Regions from separate parts of the Mus musculus genome. Here regions 2 and 3 are each linked to region 1. A link is a contact called in ENCODE Hi-C data. All regions are on one chromosome and are shown on one strand. Each heading gives the region's core, a stretch centred on a gene start or an enhancer-like site at or near the end of the contact. The rest is flanking DNA. Distances are from core to core; before and after follow the strand shown.

Region 1 (2,700 bases), core at 192-2,691:
TATGTATATGAGTACACTGTAGCTGTCTTCAGACACATCAGAAGAGGGCATCAGATCCTATTACAGATGGTTGTGAGCCACCAAGTGGTTGCTGGGAATTGAACTCAGGACCTCTGGACGAGGAGTCAGTGCTTTTAACTGCAGAGCCATCTCTCCAGCCGTGGTTAGTATTGTTACATACATATGTGTGTGACCAGATCACATATATGACTACAACATGCTGAGCCTGTTTCTATTGTTTGTGTGTGGATGGTTTCAGAGTTGATCACACTGCATTGGACAAGCAGTGAGGGTCCTTATCCCTGGGAGAGGCTAGCTTTCCCTCTTGTAGCTGTCTTTAGTTGCCTGTAGTTCTTTGTCTAGGAGAGGGGCGAGTTTTCTCACTTCCAGATGAACATGTCTATTGACCTTGACCTTGTTCTTGTCTTGTTTATGGAGCCATTTCTTGGGAGACCGTTTCACAGCAGACTTTCTGCTATTCTGGCTCTTCTGTTCTAATCTTCCTCTTGCCTCTTTGTAGATGTTCCCCGAGTCACAGATGCAAGAGCTGTGACTGGATGTATCTACTGGGGCTGGTTCCCACCACCTCCTGATCTCTGAATTGTCCAGCCAGTGGTGGCTTGCTGTGATGGGCTCTATTTGCTGTAAAGAGGCTTAGTGATGAGGGGTGGTAGCTGCACTTATCTGTGGGTCTAAGGTAGAACGAAGTCAGAGACTATGCTAATTTAGCAAAGTGGTGGTAGTAGATTCTTTTCTAAGATCCCTGACCTTACTAACTCTGAGAACCTGGCTAGGTTTCCAGTACCAGTTTAATCTCCTTCCTGTTGAGTGGGTCTTAAGTCAAATTAGACAGCTGTATTTTCTTAGTGATTGATGTGGGAGGTCCCAGCTCACTATGGGTGGTGCCCCTGGGCAGGTGATCCTTGGATGTCTAAGGAAGCAGGCTGAGCAAGACATGGGGAACAAGCCAGTACGCAGCACCCTCTATGGCCTCTGCTTCAGTTCCTGCCTTGAGTTCCCTCACTGATGGATTGGAGGTACATCCAAGGTAGCTCAGTACAGAACACAGGTAGTCAGGAAGAGCAACAATCGCTTTTAACCTCTGACCTGAATCCAGCGCTGAAGCACATTTCCTGTGACCCCGGGATGGCATGACAGTCAGCAGCAGATGTGGACCAGACTGCATCATGCACCACCCCCACTGACAGCTTGGCTGCTGTGAACTGTCAAGCCTGGCACACAACAGTTAACCGCCGGGTCTGGCCGGGTGCCCAGCCTGGGCTGCAACACAGCCAGTTCCTTTCTTTTATCCCACTTGCTGGGAGAACTCAGCTGGGTGAATAGAAAGTACCTAAGACAAAAGTTACCAAGAGAGGCAGAGCCTTGTTTCCGCTGTGGCTCTGGGCCCAGGAACTTCCTTCTTTCACCCGCTTCTCCTAGAGACTTCCAAATGACGCCCTCCATGGCAGCAAGAGGGAAGCGGGCATCTTGGAGAGAGCCTGGAGTAGACGCTGCAAAAGGGCCCTTGAAGATGCCTCATTCTTGCTGAGGTGTTTGCAGTTAACATACAGGAGCCAAAATGATGGGCAGCTGCCCAAGCACTCACTGAGCTCAAGATTTGTCAGTGAGCCCCTACTGTGTGCTGGGCATGCTGACGCATGGTTTTAGGATTTATGCACCTGTGGGTCCCACACTTCCCAGGGAGCAGACACTGAACATGGAGAGCCTTGGGAGCTGAGGGTGAGTATGGCACAGAATACGGGGTGGGCCCCACGGGGAGTGGTTGAAAGGACACATCGAATCAAGGACCTTCAGAAGAGGTAGCATTTACACTGAAATGAGAATGGGAAAGATTTAGTTTAGCATGTGCAAAGGACCGAGATAAAGTACAGACAGCCCCCCCTCCACCTTCCCTTCTTCCGCCTCTTCCTCCTCTTCCTCCTTTTTCTTCTCCTCCCCCTCCTCACATCTTCTGCCTTTTTTTGAGGCAGGATCTCCTATAATCCAGGCTGGTCTCCATTTGCTCTGCTGACCCAGGCTAGTGTGCAACAACAGCTTCTCAGGCATACATAGCCTGAATGGTGCCCCATCCCTACCTACTTGGTGTCTATGGGGTTGTCTCATGAAATCCATACTGGCCTTGAACTCACCACGTATATAAATAAGGATGACTTTGAACTCCTGATCCTCCTGCCTCCACCTTCTGATTCCCATGCTAGGCAAGCACCCCATGTGTTTACAGGTGTGTGCCACTGTGTCCAGTTTAGGCCAGGGGACCTTTACCAAGGGGATCCTATCCCCAGGGAGACATTGACATCTGAAGAGATTTTTGGTTGTGGACTTTGGTGGCAATGGGAGGTGGTGATTTCTATCTTTAGTGGTTACAGCTAGGGGCCAATAGGTCAGGTTACACTCTCCCCCTCACCCCTTCTCACAGAGTGGTTCAGTGTCATGAAGAAATTGAGTAAGCCAAGGTCAGAGGGCATAACAACCCGGGATTTTGGGGTGAAGATCAAGACCAAAATGTTTTGAGCCTCCTCTAAATATGAATTTGGAAGTGATTGTCAAAGGTGCCTGTCCACATGCTGAATATGATGCAGTCTTGCATGTATGAGTGTGACACAGCCTGTGTGTGGACAGCACCATATTGGTCCAGGGACCAGCTCAACTCATGAGGCTTGGCTGCAAGCTCCTTTGCCT
Region 2 (2,700 bases), core at 112-2,611, 150 kb before region 1:
AACTTGAGCTGCCCTTTATGCATGTGCACACATGTATTCCATACACATGTACATGGGAAACTACTTCAATGAACCCCAGACAGAAACATGGAAGTTGAAAGTAAGCTCTAAAATGGTTGCAGGAGAGGATCTGCAGTTGTGGGATGATAGATGTTCCTGAGGAGTTCAGAGCACAGGGCAGAGTAACATGGCACTGCAGGTTCTAGGTTGACAAGCAGTCAGGAACTGTGGGGGTGGAGTTTAGACAGAATACCAACAAAGCTGATTGTCCATAGCCCTAAGTCCTCTCTATCTTTGTGCCACATGTCGAAAGGGTATGATGATATCACCTGCCACACTGGGTAACATGGAAAAATAGTCTGCAACCCTACCGACTGTTCATGAGGAACCGCCCAGCTCCAGCACTTGGGAGGAGGTGTCAGCTAGTAGCCCCCAGGAGGTTGTTCCATGTGACATACCACAAGCAACCTAGTGACCAGAAGATCGACCTTCAGGTTTCCTGCTGCTGCCCTGATCTATGTTGGCTGAATCCCTTCATGTTTTGATTGTCTCACCTACCCATAGCCTAGGGCCAGAGAGCTGCCTCCTTACTGGAGGTTCTTGGGGATGATCCATACTCAGAGAGATACCAACAGAATTCAAGTCCAGGTCCCAATTTTCTTACTGGCTGTCACCTAAAATGCTGCTCCTAGCTTCAGGAGTACATCATGTCCCTGTGTTCCCAGCCCTCTACCTACCTTCAATACCAGCCCCAGAATCCTGATCATGTATAGCCCAGAATTGTTCCTGTCCGCACCTTAGCCATGTCTTGTCAGGTAAGGTACCAGGCCTAGGTTGGTTTCCAGACTAGGAGGTAGATAGCCTATAGGCCATGGGTATCCCCCAGCTTTTCTAGTCTGTCCATTTCCAGCGGAAGGCAGTCACCATGTCTCTCTTGCTTCAGGGCTCTGCCTCCTGGGAGAGAAGCTGTACTGAGAAGAGAGCAGTCAGCAGCCCTTGTACTGTCGCACAGCTTTCACTAAGCCATCCCTCTGTCAACAAGGCAGGCCCTTCCTTGGGAACAAGGCCTTCCACATGTGATATTTCCTCTGGGGCTGGGGCTGTAAACACATCCAGATTACAACATTGGTCCTGCTGCCCCATGGATGGGTGGCCTACCTAGAGACATGGCTGTCGTACTCACCTCTGAAATGGGATGGGCAGGGATTCCATGCAAAGAGTGTGCAATGAGGAGATCATTCCTAAGAGAAGATAAATCAAGTGTTCCCTGGCCTGGGATCTTGGTGCCACTGGGCTCCTGAGCTCCATGGCTTCATCTCCATCTAGTGACCTCACTCTGGTATATTTAGAGCCCTGGGTCCCCACATACTCCTGACCCAGCAGTCCTTGATGAAAGGAATTTGCCCAAGCCCCAATGGCCTGGCAGCACAGAGTGTCCTTGTCCTAGGACAGAAACCATTCTGCTCCCAGACAGGAAGAGGGGACAGAACACCTAGGGGAACCAGATATTGGGTTGGTGCATAGGAAAACACACACACACACAAATGCTAAGCTGTGCACAGACCAGCCATAGTGCCTTCTGGGGTTATATGGATCAAGGTCTAAGGGCCTTGACTAAGGGGCCACTTTATCAGTGTGGGCTTCCAGGAGGCCCTGAGGGAAATGCCATATCCTCCGTGTTCTCCTGCAGCTGTAGGTCATTCACCTAAGGAACTGCCTGCCACACTTACAAGGTCCACACTGCTGGAGCCACACACTGGAGCCAGTGTAAGTAGATCAACCATCAGAGCAGTGAGTGAGTTAAGGTGAACCTACCTGCCTAGGTAAAAAAAAAAAAAAAAGCAAGGAAGAGCTAGAAGAAGTGATATGGGCTGGCAGGTAGGCTCAGGTGCTCTACCACTAGGACAAAGCTGTTAAGGCTAATCCACTGCCACCATCATAACAGACACCCTGTCTTTTCTTGGTTGTTCCTCTTACCTGCATGTCAATACCTACCCACTCATCTCCTGAATGCTGTTCTGACTGCCTGGGGAGCTCTTGGCAGTGCTCTGCCTTAAGTGCTCTGCCCTGAAGACAGCTTCAGGGCAGGTCTGTAGCTCAAAGTCCTAGTTGCAGGCCTGAGGGCCATTTACAACCTGCTGCTGTCAAAAATAGCCTGGTTCTTTTCTCTCTTTGGGACTCATTCCCAGTGCCCAAATATTCCCAAGCACCCTGCCAAATGGTTTTCCCATCAGGAGAGCTCCGGCACCAGGCCTTGAGCCATACACTTGTACATAGTGCTGCCTGAATAGACACAGATCTATCTGTATTACCTTAACAAGCAGTATGGCCAAGCTTGCCTCCCCTCCCTTCTCCATCAGTGACAGGCTCTACCCATTCATTTGCATTGCTGGACATCTAGTGTTGTAGTGCCTGCCTGTGTACAGTGGCTCCAATGGAGAGGCTTATTAGCAGTGGCCAGCAGAGGCACTAAGGAAGCAGGTGGCATCTCTGTGGGAGCCACACAAAGGTGTGTCAAGGAACCACCACAGGTCCAGATGGAACATGAATATTCATGATAGAGGAAGAGTGTAGAGGACAAAGTCAGGCCAATGGGTGCATGCCTTAGGGCATCTAAGGAGACATCTCCTTTGTCCTTCATCACTCTTCTTCCTGGTTGCCATGAGATGATCATGCTCTGCCACATGCTCCCACTTCAAT
Region 3 (2,700 bases), core at 198-2,697, 170 kb before region 1:
ATAAAATCTGCTGTTACTATTCAAAGCTTGGGTATGCTGAAAAGCTGATGCAGGAAGGCTGCTTTGAACTGGAAGCTAGGCTGGATAACATACTGCCAGGCCAACCTGGGATATGGTGTGAGGCCCTTAAAGACCAGCTGTGCTTCTTCACTCATTTTCCTTTTTCTTTTGTTTTTTTTTTTTTTTTTTTTTAGGCAGTCTATGTAGTCTTGCCTGTACTGGAACTTGTACAATCAGTTGGCCACAAACTCACAGAGATCGACCTGCCTTTGCCTTCTAAGTGTTGAGATTAAAGCGGTGGTCCCATCATCCCTGGCTCTAAACTTTTTATTATTTCTATTATTTTTAATCATATTTTTCTTGATGTTTAAATCTAGTTTACAAAACTAGCTCTAGAACAGTCAGGACTACACAGAGAAACCCTATCTCGAAAGCAAAAAAAAAAAAAAAAAAAAAAGGAAAAGAAAAACGTTGCAAAAACTAAAGGGAAAGCTTTTTGATCTATGCACCTGAAATGCAGAAAGCTATGGTCTCAGCCTGCAGAAAGGCTGCACAGTTTGCACAGTTCCCACCTTCCTGCAGATCCGCAATTGCCTCTGCAAAGACCACCCAGGGACCACTCCCGACCCAAAAGCCTGGATAGAGAATATATGATAGTCTCTCCTTATGACACACAGATCCAGCAGTCTATCTTGGTACAGGGCTCCGGGTAGGACAGAAGAACGGCTGCTCTGCTCTGCAGAGGAAACTTGCAACTCTAAAGAAATTGGCTGCGGCGGGGCCCGCATTGAACCCCGAGGCGGCTGAGGGCCTGAGGGGAACTCACGCTGTTGCTGCTCCAGTGCCAGCTTGCACTTGTAGTAACTGTAGAACTCGCCTCCAAACAGAAACGAGAACTTAGGGTTGTCCTTCTGCTTCTCCATCGTCATTTTCTCGAACTCGGGTCCGTTGCGAGCCACAAACTGAGCGAGCTTATCGATGACATTTCGAAGCTCCTGATCTGCAAAACAGAGGAAAAGGCGTCAGTGGGGGCAGCCTGACCCGGGGACCAGGCCGGGGTCCTCTGGGGCGGGCCACTGCAAGGCGGTGGTGTACGGGTCCTGACTAGGGCCAAGCGCGCGCCAGGAATGCGGGGAACCACGGAGAGGCCGAGGGAGGAGCGGCGAGGCCGCAGCGCGCTCCGTCACTGGCCCGGCAACGCGAGGAGGCACGGCTGGCCGGCGGGGGCACACGAGAAGAACCCAACGACCTCAGCTCAGGGACCGGCCTCACCATCTGGCGGCATCGGCATCTCCATGGCTGCAGCCACTGGCAACGTCCTCCGCCGCCTCACGATCGCTTACCAGCACCGGCCACAGAAGCCGGCCGGAAGTGGCGCGAAGGGCGACGTTTACGACGGCCTCGCGGGCCGCTTCGCGCGCCATTTACGGCTGTCGCTGGGAAACACCGGAAGTGAAGACCGGAGGAGGGCGGGAAGGGACTGCGTGAGGACTCCAGAGAAGGATGGCCTAGTGAGACGCATGCGCGTGAGCCTCTTTGCGCATGCGGCGGCCCGGCCGCTGTTCCCCGACGCGCTGGAGCGTGAGAAGCTGCGCCGGCGGTACTCTGGGTTTCTGCTGCGTTCTTGCGAACGCGTGCACTCCCAGGCCTCTGCGTCTTTCACATCCTTTTACGCCATCCAGAAGGCGGGATCGGCAGGTGATGGTTTTGGCGAATCACACCTCACTCGGCTCCTGTTCCGATATGCTCCTTCTGGGTAAGAATTTTGAGCATTGGGGCTCCACAACATCACATCAGACCGACGTGGAGCAAAGACATCTCTTCTGAAGCGACTATAGACGTTCTATGGAAGGAGAAGCGGAAGCTGCGTCAACACCCCATCCCTTCTGTTTATTTATATTATTACTTACTCCTGGTTTTTGAATATTAGGTCTCATAGAGCCCAAGCTGATCTCTAACTCCCCACACAGCCTTAGATAATCTTGCACTCCCGATCCTCCTCTTAGCTCTTAAGTACTGAGATGACAGGCGTGTGCCACCACCACACCAGGGTTACAGGATACTGGGGATGGAAGACAGGACTGGCTGCATGTTAGGCAATCACTGAGATATACCATCGACCTTTAGAAAGAAAAAAAGATTTATATTTTGCCGGGCATGGTAGCGCACGCCTTTAGTCTCAACACTTGGGAGGCAGTGGCAGACAGATCTCAAGTTCAAAACCAATTTGGTCTACAAAGAGTTTCAGGATAGCCAGGACTATACAGAGAAACCCTGTCTCGAAAACAAAGGTTTAATTATGTGTCAGGTGGGTTTGTGTACGTGACTTCAGGGCCTAAAGAAGCTGGAAGCAGGCACAGGATCTACAGCACTGGCATGATTTACTTTCTGAGTTTGTGCTGGCCACTAAGCCCTTAGTGATCCTTTGAGCCTGTTATGCCAGGGTCTCCGACTTTTCCTAATTGGATATTCTTACTGCTGGAAGCACCACACCACGATTATATGAGGAGGAAGGAGGAAGTTGAGCCTAGCAGGTATCCTGATCCCTATGCCCTTCCTGTAACTCCTGTCTTGCCTGCTGTGAAGCCCCTTTATAATGTCCTACTCTTGGAGCTGCAGAGATAGCTCAATGGTGATGTGCTTGTCATGGGAGCAGGACCACCTGAGTTCAGGTCCAAGAATTCAGTGTAAAAACCAGAC

What was found. A loop is a pair of places that touch in the nucleus more often than their neighbours do.
Region 2: a loop to region 1 is called in a map of regulatory T cell, with 4 times the contacts of the local background. The contact joins the enhancer-like site here to the promoter of Nwd1 in region 1. A Hi-C loop is called at or near these places in 5 of 37 maps with a recorded cell type or tissue (T-helper 1 cell, T-helper 17 cell, T-helper 2 cell and 1 more).
Region 3: a loop to region 1 is called in a map of T-helper 2 cell, with 5 times the contacts of the local background. The contact joins the promoter of Cherp here to the promoter of Nwd1 in region 1. A Hi-C loop is called at or near these places in 2 of 37 maps with a recorded cell type or tissue (T-helper 17 cell and T-helper 2 cell).

The regions. Positions count from the first base shown.
Region 1 is chr8:72,645,270-72,647,969 of GRCm38, forward strand. It overlaps Nwd1 (NACHT and WD repeat domain containing 1), which reads left to right and starts at 1,442. Exons shown (of 19, transcript NM_176940.5): 1 at 1,442-1,740.
Region 2 is chr8:72,498,395-72,501,094 of GRCm38, forward strand. The region is part of intron 1 of Med26 (mediator complex subunit 26); the gene reads right to left. Among named protein-coding and RNA genes, the nearest start is that of Slc35e1, 7.1 kb to the left of the region's middle. Within about 2 kb of position 1,362, at least 1 of the 3 ENCODE cell types and tissues checked has a DNase peak (open chromatin) inside an H3K27ac peak, as active enhancers do.
Region 3 is chr8:72,473,786-72,476,485 of GRCm38, forward strand. It overlaps Cherp (calcium homeostasis endoplasmic reticulum protein), which reads right to left and starts at 1,448. Exons shown (of 18, transcript NM_138585.3): 1 at 1,273-1,448; 2 at 827-1,000. The coding sequence starts at 1,297.